Regions from separate parts of the Homo sapiens genome. Here all the other regions are linked to region 1. A link is an interaction called in ENCODE POLR2A ChIA-PET data of the cell type or tissue named here. Cell type or tissue: PC-9. All regions are shown on one strand.

What was found. Peaks named below come from ENCODE experiments on the same cell type or tissue, not always from the same donor. Only the 100,000 strongest peaks of a DNase experiment are listed, where the experiment ranks them.
Region 2: POLR2A ChIA-PET joins it to region 1 with 5 read pairs; 26 of 35 experiments call an interaction of 5 or more read pairs at or near these places.
Region 3: POLR2A ChIA-PET joins it to region 1 with 9 read pairs; 3 of 35 experiments call an interaction of 5 or more read pairs at or near these places.

Annotation. Positions count from the first base shown.
Region 1 is chr14:73,793,836-73,798,835 of GRCh38, forward strand. All of the region lies in intron 2 of MIDEAS-AS1 (MIDEAS antisense RNA 1), which reads left to right. Among named protein-coding and RNA genes, the nearest start is that of MIDEAS-AS1, 9.0 kb to the left of the region's middle. RefSeq lists enhancers at 1,817-3,016, 4,365-4,484. In PC-9, no CTCF peak of the experiment used is centred here; a DNase peak (open chromatin) is centred at 2,336; H3K27ac peaks cover 2,967 bases.
Region 2 is chr14:73,844,369-73,849,368 of GRCh38, forward strand. No RefSeq gene overlaps it. Among named protein-coding and RNA genes, the nearest start is that of PTGR2, 5.0 kb to the right of the region's middle. In PC-9, no CTCF peak of the experiment used is centred here; a DNase peak (open chromatin) is centred at 4,963.
Region 3 is chr14:73,499,912-73,504,911 of GRCh38, forward strand. HEATR4 (HEAT repeat containing 4) reads right to left here. Exons shown (of 18, transcript NM_001220484.1): 11 at 2,984-3,102; 12 at 639-819. It also overlaps a transcript of ACOT1 not described here. Among named protein-coding and RNA genes, the nearest start is that of RIOX1, 11 kb to the left of the region's middle. In PC-9, no CTCF peak of the experiment used is centred here; a DNase peak (open chromatin) is centred at 690.

The DNA.
Region 1 (5,000 bases):
TGGGCAATAAGAGTGAAACTCCATCTCAAAAAAATATATATAATCTAAATTAAAAGGCTTGACCCTCCCCAAACACAGTCTGGCTGGGAAGACAGACACAGCAAGTCTTTACATTTATTTACCTCTGATTGTCCAAAAGTAATTCAGAAGGGAACTGCAGTAGGCAGAATAAAGATCTTCCCACAAATGTTCATATCCTAATGAATATATTAGGTTTCATGACAAAAGGGAAATTAAGGTTGCAGATGCAATTAAGATTTGCTAATTAGCTGACCTTAAAATAAGGCAGTTATTCAACCAGACTTCCCTTCCCCAAAAAATAAATGCATAAAAAATAAAGCGATTATCTTGGATTATTGAAGTAGGTTCATTGTAATCACAAGTGTCCTTAAAAGTGGAACCAAGAGGCAGAAGAGGAATCAGAGTCAGAGGGAGATGTAATTATGGAAGAATGAATAGTTGAAGACATACAGCATTGCTGGCTTTGAAGATGGAGAAAAGGGGTCATGACCCAAGAAATGCAGGTAGTTTCTGGAAGCCAGAAAAGGCAAGGAAACAAATTCCCTGGAGCCCCAGAAAGGAACACAATCTAGCCAGCACCTTGATGTTAGCCTGGTAAACCTGCATTGGATTTTTGACCTACAGAACTGTAAAGTAAAAAGTCTGTGTTGTTTTAAGCTGCCAAGTTGGTGGTAATTTGTTACAGTAGCCATATAAAACTGGTAATTTGTTACAGTAGCCATAGAAAACTAATGCAGGGATGTCTTCTAAATGTGGTGTTCTCTGTGAAGTGTTTTTGCCAGGTATTAGAAGCCCTGGTTTTCATATAAGAGCCTGAGCAGAAAGTCAAATTAGGTGGGCCAAGAAATGTCCCAGGATGCTGGGTCACCAGAAGGTTTCCAAAGTAACAAGCAACTAGAAAGTCAATGGCTTGAGTCCCAAACTCTGAGACAGTATCCTTTTTTTTTTTTTTTTTTTTGAGACAGAGTCTCACTCTGTCACCCAGGCTGGAGTGCAGTGATGCAATCTTGGCTTACTGCAATCTCTGCCTCCTGCGTTCAAATGCTTCTCCTGCCTCAGCTAATTTTTTTAGTTTTGTTTTTTTTTTTAGTAGAGATGGGGTTTCATAATGTTGGCCAGGCTGCTCTCGAACTGACCTTGAGTGATCTGCCTGCCTTGGCCTCCCAACACACTGGGATTACAGGCATGAGCCACCGTGCCTGGCCCTGAGACAGTATCTTGAAAGTACAGTCTGATTGCGGGCCCCTGGCTTATGGATGAACTCTAATTCACATATTCTTTCTTGAAGCTTCTTCTCAGACTTGTTAGCCTCGCAGGCCACAGCGTGGAGGCCAAGTCTAGAAACAGTTAACAAAAGTAAAGCGGAGTCAGCTGTCCAAAGCTGCTGTGGAAATTCTGTGCATTCAACGACCGCAGGAGCCCAGCAAGCCTGTACAACCACCCAGAGTTTGTAAATCAGTCTTTCACAATGGATAGAAAAACACAAACCCAAGCATCAAGGCAAACTGCATGGCATTTCTGGGACCCAGGTTGGCCACGGATCCCAGTTCTTTCACCCCACACAGGGTGCTTTTTCCTGTCTGAGATAGGTGAATATTTATTGGCAGGCACAGCTCAAAGGTTAGAGCCCACCGCACAGTGGGGAGGAAGTATTTTCACAGTTCTCTGCCAGTAATAAATGGTGGTCCTTGGACATCAGTCTTAGCATAATGTGGGAGGTGTCTTTTGGGTTCATAGGCCAAGAGGTTGCTGGGCATTCCTGAGATTACTTTAGGGCCCACAGCTTCTTTTAGGAAGAAGGAAGTCTTCCTCTTCTGGGTGTGGTAATATCTGGGGATTACAGCAACCAGGTGTGTGACAGTATAGAGTCCATAAGGGGCTGCAGATCTTCAGGGATCTTCATGAACTGAAATTCTTCACGATAGCACCAAGGAACGGTGCATAAAAGCAATAGTTTATGGATTGCTTGGACAGGGCAAAAGACTCCATGATCCCTCTAATTTATCCCCTTTTACTTCCCAATTCCAAGTAGAGTTCTCCAGGAGGCAATGAGCTAGAAGGACCTCTTTGGATAGCCAGTTCTATATTTATATTTATATTTATATTTATATTTATATTTATCTAGAGAAGCCTACCACATCTGCGGGAACATCTGTGGTTCCCATATCACTCTTTTAGAATCACCAGCTAAAGATATCCCACTCAAATGGCCTTTGCCCTGCACCATTGTGCTTGGCCTTGTTTTACTGACATAATTTTTGCCCTTTGCCCCCAGTTGGAGGGTGTGGCCACTGACTCACCTGCCAGGAACTCATTGCCTGAGTCCAGTCAACAGGTTAACTCCCATCTGAGTTGGTTGCAAAGAGCCTGAGGACCTATGGAATGCCACAGAATTCCTCTGTGGACCACATCCCAGGTCCTGGTATGGTTCCAGCAGTATCTATGAGCTCCTGTCCTCAGTTGCTTTGGCCTTTCTTTAGCCTAGGAATTTATTCTTCTCCAGGCAGAGGAATAAAACGAACAGCCATTATTCCTGACAGCCAGAGGCCTGGATTCAAGGTCTTGGTTATAGACGCAAAATATCTGCCTCAGATGTGGACCCCACATAACAAATAACACCTTACTTCATGGCCCATGTAGTCCTCATTTCAGATGAGAAACTAGACCAAGTCAGGAATCTTGGTGACTGCATCATGGTGACTGTTAGATCTTAGCACATTTATTTTAGGTATTGATAAATATGATGCAAGAGATGAATGAACATTCCAAAACCAACTGCAGTGGGGCCACCCTGGGTTCTCCCAGCGTGCATTATTTTCAGGAAGCAGATAACATTTGGGAGGTTATATTCTTTCTCCCAATTGTGAATTTTTGGAGCTTCTAGGGTTTTCTAATAGCTATGCAAAGGAATGATTTGAATTGTCTAAACCCAGTCAAGGCTGTGAATTGAGGGCTGTATACATCAAAAAATAAGACGTGTCAAAATCCACAAGCAAGCCTCCAAATGCTCTTTCCATTACTGAAACCAATAAGAATCAATATAGAACAGAAAGCACTAGTGGACTTGGGCTTCTGGTTCTCCATCTTCCTCACCCTGTGCTTTCCAGTATGGCAGAGAACCATGAGCTCACTTTCCACAGACTGCACGTACATAACACTTGTTGGAAGACAATTCTCCGTGGGTCTCTCCCATGTCTGCATGCCTTGTGAGCGGAGTCACTGCCCTTTGTTTCAAACCAACTTTTTAACAGAGCTGCTTTCCCAGAACAAAGTAAAGCATGCTTACTGTCCATTAGCTAAGATTCTGAGCAGGATGCTTCAGCTCACACCTAGGCAGAGGCAGGAGGACTGCTTGAGCCCAGGAGTTTGAGGTTGCAGTGAGCTATGATTGCCTGGGCAATAGAGCAATATGCTGACTCAAAAAAAAAAAAAAAAAAAAAAGATTCTGGTTCCCCAAGCTTAAAGCTGTGCTCTCTTGTGATATGCTTTGCTGTGTGTACAGATGTCACCTGGCCCCCTTTGCATTGTCTTTGGGAACTGGGACTCAGGAAATGAGCACAAGAAAATGTCAGTATTTTTGCTATTGCTATTGCTATTGCTATGAGCAAATAAGACCTTTTGTTTCAGACACACCTAGAAGTCTTGTGTTTTCTGCCAGCATCCATGAAACTGCGGCAGGCTCACTTGTTAGCCTGCAAGTAGGATAAAATCTTAAACCCTCCACAGTTCTTGACAAGCTCTCATTTCTTTCTCATATAACACACTCCTTCAATCCACCAACGAATTCCCCTCACCCCTGTGATCCTTAAAGCCACCTAGGCAGTTTAGGTCAAGGGGAAACTACTCATGTAGAAGTGAGAACAGACCAAATTAAAGAGCAAGACTGAGGCTAAACCAGGACCTGGTGACAGGGCTGAGATATCCGGAAGTTTGGTTTAAGGCTGAGACCAGAGAAAGATCATTGTAATTCTGGGCTGTTTATAGCTATATTGTTGGTTGTATGTTCCAGCCAATTGACTGACAGGCAATTCTAAACATGCTTAAGAGAACAAACTTATTGGTTTTCTCATCTGTAAAATGAAATGAGTTAGATTAGATTGTTTCTGATGTGCCTTCTAGCTGTAAAATTTATGCTTTATAAATCTGTAACAGGGCTGCCTAGCATACACATTAGGCACTTGACCTAATTTAAAATAATGATTGCAAAGAGGACTATGACGTAGTGGAAAGGACATAGCATTAGCAGTTAAGAAGCCTGAATTCTAGGCTTAGTCTGCCACTACCTAGCTGTGTGACACTGGGCAAGCCACTTAAATTACCTGGAGGAGGCAGGTGGGGACGTAGACTTAAGATGATTTTGGATGGCTCAGAGATGTGGCATTAAATTATATATTGAAAAAGTAATTTTTCTTTTCAGTTCTCTTTTTGTTTTTCTGATTATGTCAAAGAGAGAGTCTCAGGTTAGTGCTGGTGTGTCTTCAACAACTCTTCAATACCTCCCATCCTCCCTTTTTGGCAAAGAGAGAAGTCTCAAGTTCAGATACTTCACAGGCAGTGCTAGCTAGATAGCATTTAATAACATTGCCCAGCTCTCTTTGCTTTATTTTTGTTTTGCCTTCCATTTGTGGCAAATAATTCAAGTTTTCCACTTATAAGAATGATGCAAAGTTTCCTTTAAAAGTAAATTAATTATGAAAATGTTCTAAAATTGATTGTGGTAATGTTGCACAATTTTGTGAATATACCTAAAAAAAAAAAAAAAAAGCCCACTGAATTGTAAGCTTTATATGGGTGAGTTGGATGGTATGTGAATTACATCCCAGAAAGCCGTTTTAAAAAGTAAATTGAGGCCAGGCATGGTGGCTCATGCCTATAATCCCAGCACTTTGGGAGGCCGAGGTGGGAAGATCATTTTAGCCCAGGAGTTTGAGACCAGCCTGGGCAACATAGTGAGATCCTGGCTCTACAAAAAGTCAAAA
Region 2 (5,000 bases), 51 kb after region 1:
ACCTCCTGGACTCAAGTGATCTTCCTGTCTCAGCCTCCCCAGTAGCTGGGACTACAATCACGTGCCACCACATCTGGCCAATTTTTAACATTTTTTGTAGAGAGAGGAATCTTATGTTGCCCAGGCTGGTCTTGAACTCCTCACCTCAAGTGATCCTCCCACCTTGACCTCCCAAAGTGCTAGGATTATAGGCGTGAGACACCGCACTGGACTGGGACCATTAAAAAAAATTTTTTTTTGAGATGGAGTCTTACTCTGTCACCCAGGCTGGAGTGGCAGTGGCCTGATCTTGGGTCACTGCAACCTCTGCCTCCTGGGCTCAAGTGATTCTCCTAGCTCAGCCTCCCCAGTAGCTATGACTGCAGGTGTGCACCACCACGCCCAGCTAATTTTCGTATTTTTCTGTAGTAGAGAGGGGGTTTTACCATGTTGGCCAGGCTGGTCTGGAACTCCTTACCTCAAGTGATCCACCTGCCTCAGCCTCCCAAAGTGCTGGGATTACAGGTGTGAGCCACCGCACCCAGCCCCTGGGACCATTTTTTTTTTTTTTTTTGAGATGGAATCTTGCTCTGTCGCCAAGGCTGGAGTGCAGTGGCACGATCTCGGCGCACTGCAAGCTCCGCCTCTCCTGGGACCATTTTTTAATTCGGTTGATTGTCTTCATATATCCTTGTTTTTTTGTTTTCTTATTCAGACATTCAGCAGCCATATCTCATAATTATCTTCATACTATTGAGTTATGAGTTCTTTATGTGTTTTCAATATAAGCCTTTTATCAGATGTATGATTTGCAAATATTTTCTTCCAGTCTGTGGCTTATCTTTTCATTTTCATTTTTTTTTTTTGGTTTTGAGAGAGAGTCACAGTCTGTTGCCCGGGCTGGAGGGTAGTGGTATGATCAAGGCTCACTGCAGCCTCAACCTCCCAGGCTCAAGTGATCCTTCCACCATAGCCTGCTGAGTAAGTTGGGACTACAGGCCTGTACCACCACACCCAGCTATTAATAATTATTTCTTGAATTTCAGTAGAGACAAGGTCTCCCTATGTTGCCCAGGCTGGTACAGAAATCCTAAACTCAAGCAATCTGCCCGCCTTGACCTCCCAGTGTTGGGATTACAGGTGTGAGCCACCACCCATGGCCCTTTCATTTTCTTAAGGTACTTTATATTTTAAATTTTGATAAATTCTAATTTATCACATTTTCTTCTATGGTTTCTGCTTTTGGTGTCTTTTTTTGAGTTTTATATTTTTACCTCTTAGGTTTTGGTTTATAATCCATTTTGAATTAATTTTTGTATTTGGTGTGAGCAAAGATTCAAGTTTCTTTTTGTTGTTTTTGTTTTCCAGGGCTTTGCTTTTGTTTTTTGGTGTATGGATATCCAATTGCGCCGGCATCATTTATTGAGATTATCATTTTGCTACTGAGTTGTCTTGACCCCTTTGTAAAAAATCAATTAACTATAATGTAGGAAGGGTTTATTTCAAGACTCTTCTCTTCCATTGATCTATTTATCCTTGCATCAACAGCACAATGCCTTGATTACTACAGTTTTTTAAATACAATATTTATACGATTTAAGAATACATCCTATGCCAGGCGCGGTGGCTCATGCATAATCCCAGCACTTTGGGAGGCCAAGGTGGGCAGGTAACTTGAGACCAGGAGTTTGAGACCAGCCTGGCCAACATGGCGAAACCCTGTCTCCACTAAAAATAAGAAAATTAGCCAGGCATGGTAGCATGTGCCTGTAATTCCAGCTACTTGGGAGGCCGAGGCATGAGAATAGCTTGAGTGAGCTGAGACTGTGCCACTGCACTCCAGCCTGGGCAACAGAACAAGACTGTCTCAAAAAAAAAAAAAAAAAAAAAAAGAAAGAAAAGAAAGCAAGCTTGGAAGTGGATTCTTCCCCAGCTGAGTCTTCTTATGAGACCACAGCCCAGCCCAGACTGGCAGCTTGATTACAGAGACCTTGAGCCAGAATCACCCAGCTAAACTGTGCATGGCTTCCTGATCCTTCAAAACTCTGAGATAATACAATAAAAGTTCATAGTTTTTGTTTGTTTGTTTGTTTGTTTTTTGAGATGGAGTCTAGCTCTGTCACCCAGGCTGGAGTGCAGTGGCACAATCTTGGCTCACTGCAACCTCTGACTCCTGGGTTCAAGTGATTCTCCTTCCTCAGCCTCCTGAGTAGCTGGGATTACAGGCGCCCGGCACCACACCCAGCTAATTTTTGTATTTTTAGTAGAGACGGGGTTTCACTGTGTTGGCCAGGCTGGTCTCGAACTCCTGACCTCGTGATCCACCCACTTTGGCCCCCAGAAAGTGCTGGGATTACAAGCGTGAGCCACGGAAAAGTTCATTGTTTTAAACCACTAAGTTTTGGGGGTAATTTGTTTGTAGCAATAGATAACGATACAACAGCCAATCTTCAAAAGTTTTTCTTTCAAGGTTATTTTCACTTGGCATGCAAGAATTTCTAAACCTCTAAGAGTTTTCAAGCTCTCTTTTCTGAAATTGTACTTCAAAGGACAGATACATTAATGGGGAACAAAAACATGTTGATCACATTTATAAATATCCATACAACTTGGTAATCATATAAATGTTCTTAATTTAACACCTTATACGGTTAGAGTCTTTGAAATGATTTTATGATACAGAAATGTCGCTCTTCATCAGTAACTGCAGGGGAGAGAAGAAATCTCATTCATCTCTTTCTGGGACTCTTTTTGTTAATTTTGAAGACTTAGCATTTTTAAGGTCAGGCTCTGGATTTCATTAGTCAGCATTATATGTAAAATGTAGGCTAGTGGAGCTAAATTTTACTGGCAGAAGTGGAGGAAGAAATATAGCCGGGTGCAGTGGCTCATGCCTGTAATCCAAACACTTTAGGAGGCTGAGGCAGGTGGATCACTTGAGGTCAGGAGTTCAAGACCAGCCTGGCCAACATGGTAAAACCCCGTATCTACTAAAAATACAAAAATACAGGCATGGTGGTGGGTGCCTGTAGTCCCAGCTACTTGGGAGGCTGAGGCAGGAGAATCACTTGAACCTGGGAAGCAGAGGTTGCAGTGAGCCAAGATCCCGCCACTGCACTCCAGCCTGGGTGATAAAGCAAGACTCCATCTCAAAAAAAATTAAAGTAAATAAATAAATAAATAAGCTTTTATTTAATAGCAGTGAAATAGCTTATAGCATTCAAGCCCCTAAAGAGATCAGTCATACCAATAGGAGGTACAGGGGAGAAAATTTTGCTTTGCAATTTTGAGATACATTACCCACAGTGACTTTAACTAAAAGGAGTGGGAGAAAATTCAGGTCCAACAGAGGACAACTCTGACTGGCCATGTTAGTTCCAAGCTCCCCGGGGAGTTCAGCTTCTCCTGTTGCCCAGTCCTGCTTTCTTCCTCTTCCTCCGATAGGTATTGATTCAAAAGGTATTCCCTAATAGACATCCTGCATACCAAACTCCCCATCAGGGTTTGCTTTCCAGAGAACCCACCTTGTAATAGGCACAAATATGACCTTTTTCTAAATGCTCAATTTTTCTGAAAAAGCATTTATTTAAGCTTGAGTTTCACAGGATTCGGTTACAGCATTTTTTTTTTTTTTTTTTTTTTTTTTTTTTTTTTGAGACAGAGTCTTGCTCTGTCACCCAGGCTGGAGTATAGTGACGTGATCTGGGCTCACTGCAACCTCTGCCTCCCAGGTTCAAGCCATTCTTTTGCCTCAGCCTCCTGAGTAGCTGGGTTTATAGGCGCTCGCTACCATGCCCGGCTAATTTTTTGTATTTGTATTTGTATTTTTGTATTTTGTATTTTTAGTGGAGACAGGGTTTCACCATGTTGGCCAGGCTGGTCTCGAACTCCTGACCTCATGTGATCCGCCTGCCTCAGCCTCCCAAAGTGCTGGGATTACAGGCATGAGCCACCGAGCCCAGCCAGGTGTGGTTTTTATCTCTTACTTTGTTCTGTTATCTCTTTAGGATGTATGTTTGGGTTTGAATTTGTGTCATTATGAACAATTATCACCTCCATGGAAAAATGTTTTATTTAGCATCAAATAATCTTTGATGTTGCACTAAGTGTCATATACCATGCAGGTTGGTCAAACTTGAATGATTTCTCCTGAGTAATTTGCTATCATACGAGGTTATTTTCATTTAAAAATAATTTAATGAATGAAAAAACTAAAAAATAATTTAATGAATGAGTATACAAACATATTAGATTAAGTATTTATATTTATTTTATTTATTTATTTATTTCTGAGATGGAGTCTTGCTCTGTCGCCCAGGCTGGAGTGCAGTGGTGCAATCTCTGCTCACTGCAAGCTCTGCATCCCGGGTTCATGCCATTCTCCTGCCTCAGCCTCCTGAGTAGCTGGGACTATAGGCGCCCCCACCACGCTCAGCTAATTTTTTTGTATTTTTAGTAGAGACGGGGTTTCACCGTGTTACCCAGGATGGTCTTGATCTCCTGACCTTGTGATCCGCCCACGTCAGCCTCCCAAAGTGCTGGGATTACAGGCGTGAGTCACTGCGCTCGGCCAAGTATTTATATTTATTATGCATTTTTTTTTTTAAGAGACAGAATCTCATTCTGTTGCCCAGGCTGGAGTGCAGTGGTGCAAACACAGCTCACTGCAGCCTCGCCCTCCTGGGCTCAAGTGATCCTCACACCTCAGTCTGTCAAGCAGCTGAGACAACAGGCACACACATCACACCAGGCTAATTTTTAAAATTTTTTGTAGAGGTGGGTTTTGCCATGTTGCCTAGGCTGGTGTTGAACTCCTGGGCTCAATCGATCTTCCTACCTCTTGGCCTACCAAAGTTCTGGGATTACAGGTTTGAGCCACAGTGCCTGGCTTTTTTTTTTTTTTTTTTTCTTTTTTTGAGACAAAGTCTTACTCTGGCACCTAGGGTGGAATGTAGTGATGAGATCATAGCTAGCTGCAACTTGGAATTCCTGGGTTTAAGCGATCCTCCTGCCTCAGCCTC
Region 3 (5,000 bases), 290 kb before region 1:
CACAAATTTGTAAACTTTCTTAAAACATGAGATTTATGCCAGGCGCGGTGGCTCACGCCTGTAATCCCAGCACTTTGGGAGGCCGAGGCGGGCGGATCACGAAGTCAGGACATCGAGACCATCCTGGCTAACACGGTGAAACCCCATCTTTACTAAAAACACAAAAAAATTAGCCAGGTGTGGTGGCAGGTGCCTGTAGTCCCAGCTACACAGGAGGCTGAGGCAGGAGAATGGCGTGAACCTGGGAGGCGGAGCTTGCAGTGAGCCGAGATGGCGCCACTGCACTCCAGCTTGGGTCACAGAGCGAGACTCCGTCTCAAAACAAACAAACAAACAAACAAAAAAACCATGAGAATTATGCACGGACCTTTTTTTTTTTTTTTTAGCTCATCAACTATCGTTAGTGTTAGTGTACTTTATATGTGGCCCAAGACAATTCTTCCATTGTGGCCCAGGGAAGCCAAAAGATTGGATGCCCCTGAAACAGTCCTGTTTGAAGTGGCTTATACACCCCCTTCCCAGTTCCAATCTCTCATTCTGTGTCCCCACAGAATGTTGAGCATACTGTGCACAACCAGGGAAGGTAATGCCCTCTTCAGGTCAATCAGGTAAGATGAGAATATGTTTCCCTGACTCACCATCTTGTCGCGGATCTGCAGGGCACCAGCTGCCAAACAGGCTGCCCGCCGAACTGCTGTGAAGTCATCAGAGAAGCAGTGCAGGAAGCTTGGGAGAAGCTTGGCGGTCATAAGCTTGAGCTCACCTATCAGGTAGAGAGCTTCCACACGCTCCTGGGAATTTCCTTGACCTAGCTTGACCCTGTAAGGCACAAGTTGCTTTCCTTTCACCTCCTTAAACTTTCAGTACCTAACCCCCAACCCCCACTAATGCCCTCATGATAAAATCCGGGTTCTGTAGGCTGTCAATCCCATTCAGCCTTATGCTCATGAGATAAGTTTTACTGGGTACAGAGCTCGATTGTCTTCTTTACTTGAATCCCTAATACATAGCTGTTCAGTAATTAGGTAATGCAGGGCTTTCAGTTACACTGAATGACTGAATAAAGGAAAATGTCAACTTGCACCTCTTTTCACAGTCAAGTTCTCTTCTCCATTGCCCTCACGTGTGCCATGATTATGTCTGCATTTGGCTTCCAGCCTGGAATGCCTATGCAGTCTTTTTGTTTGTTTGTTTAAATTATTTTTATTTATTTTATTATTTTTTTGAGATGGAGTCTCGCTCTGTTGCCCAGGCTGGAGTGCAGTGGCTGGATCTTGGCTTACTGCAAGCGCCGCCTCCTGGGTTCACGCCATTCTCCTGCCTCAGCCTCCTGAGTAGTTGGGACTATAGGCGCCCACCACCACGCCTGGCTAATTTTGTTTTTCTTGTATTTTTAGTAGAGATGGGGTTTCACTATGTTAGCCAGGATGGTCTTGATCTCCTGACCTCGTGATCTGCCCGCCTCGGCCTCCCAAAGTGCTGGGATTACAGGCATGAGCCACCGCGCCCGGCCTTAAATTATTTTTAGAGATGGGGTCTTGCTATGTTGCCCAGGCTGGTCTTGAACTCCTGACCTCAAGTGATTCTCCTGCCTCAGCCTGAGTAGCTGGGATTATAGGCACTTACCCACTCTGCGGCTCCTATGCAGTCTCTCTCTCTTTTTTTTTTTTTTTTTTTTTTGAGATAGGGTCTTTCTCTGTTGCCCAGGCTGGAATGCAGTGGCATGATGATGGCTCATGACAGCTTTGGACTTCCTGGACCCAGGCAGTCCTCTTGCCTCAGCCTCCCAAGTAGCTGGGACTACAGGCATACACCACCACACTGGCTAACTTTTTATTTTATTTTATTATTATTATTTTTGAGACGGAGTCTCACTCTGTCGCCCAGGCTGGAGTACAGTGGCGTGATCTCCGCTCACTGCAAGCTCCAACTCCCAGGTTCACGCCATTCTCCTGCCTCAGCCTCCCGAATAGCTGGGACTACAGGCGCCCGCCACCACGCCCTTTTGTATTTTTAGTAGAGACAGGGTTTCACCATGTTAGTCAGGATGGTCTCGATCTCCTGACCTTGTGATCCACCCGCCTCGGCCTCCCAAAGTGCTGGGATTACAGGAGTGAGCCACTGCGCCCGGCCAATTTTTTTTTTTTTTTTTTTTAATTTTTAGTAGAGGCAAGGTCTTGCTATGTTGCCCAGGCTGGTCTCGAACTCCTGGGCTCAATTGATCCTCCTGCTTCAGAGTCTCAAAGTATTGGGATTACAGGCGTGTGCCACTGGGCTGGGCCTCCTGTGCAGTCTTATCCACCCTCTGTGAAACTTGGCCTTACTCCTCTAGCCACGCTGAGTATTCCATTTTTCTGCTCCAGCAGTTATGGTATATGCCATTTGTTCTAGTTTTTAATGATTTGGTATTTTTAATTAGGTGTTTGTATATTTTGCATGTGGTCATCAGAATTGCGTCATACTTTTGAACACCCTCCAGCACCGAAACCATTGCCTCACACCTACTGGGCACTCAATGCTTCTTTCCCTAGCCACATTGTTAGTTTGTAGGGACTGTTAATTTTTTACAGTGGGACCTGGTCCAGGGTCCGTACAGAGGAGCTCAACAAATGCTGGGTGGCTGGATCCCAGGCCTCCTAAGCACTTTTTTTTTTTGAGACGGAGTCTTGCTCTGTTGCCAGGCTGGAGTGCAGTGGCGCGATCTCTGCTCACTGCAACCTCCGCCTCCCAGGTTCAAGCGATTCTCCTGTCTCAGCCTCCCGAGTAGCTGGGATGACAGGCATGTGCCACCACGCCTGGCTAATTTTTTGTATTTTTAGTAAAGACAGGGTTTTACTGTGTTAGCCAGGATGGTCTCGATCTCCTGACCTCGTGATCCGCCCACCCCGTCTTCCCAAAGTGTTGGGAGCCACCTTGCCCAGCCTGCCTCCTAAACACTTCTAAGAATTTAGAAGAGTGTCTCCTCATGTTGACTGGGTCTTACCTGATTATGTCGTGCACCTCTTTCCCGAGGCTCATTTGCCCAAGCGCCTGTGCAGCTGCTCTCCTCACTTCCTTATTCCAGTCATTCCACATCAGCTGGATCAACTTATGTTTCATATCCTATAAATAGGTATGATCATTAGGTATCATCACTTAATGAATGTTAATTTTGTGCTTGGCGTTGTGCTGTTTTTTCTTCTTTTTTTACTCATCACTGTACTAATGAGGATTGTCCTGAGTGTTTTTTCCCATCGCTTACTCTCCCAAAGAATCCAGTGGGGCAGATATTACTACCATTTACAGATGATAGAATGGAGGCTTTGATCAGCTTGTCCAAGGTTAACCTGGTGAGTGCTGGAACCAGGACTCAAACCCAACTCTCCCAAGCTCATCCTTTAAACTATGTAGTATCAGTGCCAACATAACTTGTACCTGGGAGACTTAAAATTTGAAAGTGATACTTGATGAAGTGACTAGCTCATTGCAGTTTGCCTGGGACTCTCCTGGTTTTGGTCCTGAAAGTCCCATGGCCTGGACAAACCAGAACAGTTGGTCACTCTATAAGTGCACTTCTCTCAGAGAGGAATGGGCAAAGATTACTACACGATGATGTGTAAATGTGCCCACGCTGTTCTTCCTGCTAGAAGTATCTCCCTTCTCTACTCCTACCTGGTACTTGATGTCTTTGTAGTCTTCCTTTAGGATTTACCTCAAAAGCATCTCCTTCCTATCTCTTTTATTAAAAATTTTAAAAAATAAAATAAAAACATCTCCTTAGTGAAGTCTTCTTTGCCCCTTGTAAGCACAGGAAATCCCCACAACACCTTATAGCTGCTTCTGTTCTAGCTATTTGTAACATTTACTAACGGAAGACTTATCCCTGCACCCCCAGGGGTAGCATAGTGCCTAGTGCGTCGGATGTGGTCAGAAACTGCATGCTTACTGAATGAGTGAAAAGACTCATAGACATACTGCCTTTCTTAGCTCCAGCAATCTGCCATGAAGTCCTCATCATCTTTACCTCAACCCCTGCTAGCTCTGCATGTCTTTTTACTTTCAGTTGTCAATTCTAAGTGACAAGTGCCAAGGAGGTGAAGGTACAAATGAATTGGAAGTTGTTAAAATGATATTGTTAAGATGCAGATTCTGATTGAGCTGGCTTAAGATGAGATTTTTGCATTTCTTTTTTTTTTTTTTTTTTGAGACGGAGTTTCACTCTTGTTGCCCAGGCTGGAGTGCAATGGCACGATCTCGGCTCACTGCAACCTCCGCCTCCTGGGTTCAAGTGACTCTCCTGCCTGAGCCTCCTGAGTAGCTGGGATTATGGGCATGTGCCACCAAGCCTGGCTAATTTTTTTTTTTTTTTTGAGACGGAGCCTCGCTCTGTTGCCCAGGCTGGGGCGCAGTGGTGCGATCTCAACTCACTGCAACCTCCACCTCCTGGGATCACGCCATTCTCCTGCCTCAGCCTCCCGAGGAGCTGGGACTACAGGTGCCTGCCACCACACCCGCCTAATTTTTTTTATTTTTAGTAGAGACAGGGTTTCACCGTGTTAGCCAGGATGGTCTCGATCTCCTGACCTCGTGATCCGCCCTCCTTGGCCTCCCAAAGTGCTGGGATTACAGGTGCGAGCCACTGTGCCCGGCCGATTTTTGCATTTCTAATAATGCTCCTAGGTGACGCCTGTGCTGCTGGTCCAGGACTTTAGCAGCAGGGTGCTATAGCACTTGAGACAGAACTAACCCAAGTCCAAAACCTTTTCAGGTGATTACTGTACTGAGTGGCCAGATTTTGTGCTTCCCATATCAAAATGTCAGGGTTACAGAGTGGAGGTTGTTCACTTATCATGGGAATGGCAATGTTCTGGGCTATTCTGGAGATATCCAAAGTTATAAGGAAAAGATGAAGTAGCACATAGGAAGAAGGGAAAGCTCCCATTTGGACAGCTGAAGATGATTGGGAAATAATGGCAAAAACGAAGTGTTGCCTGGAATTCCCTCTTTAGTTCTAGCTGAGC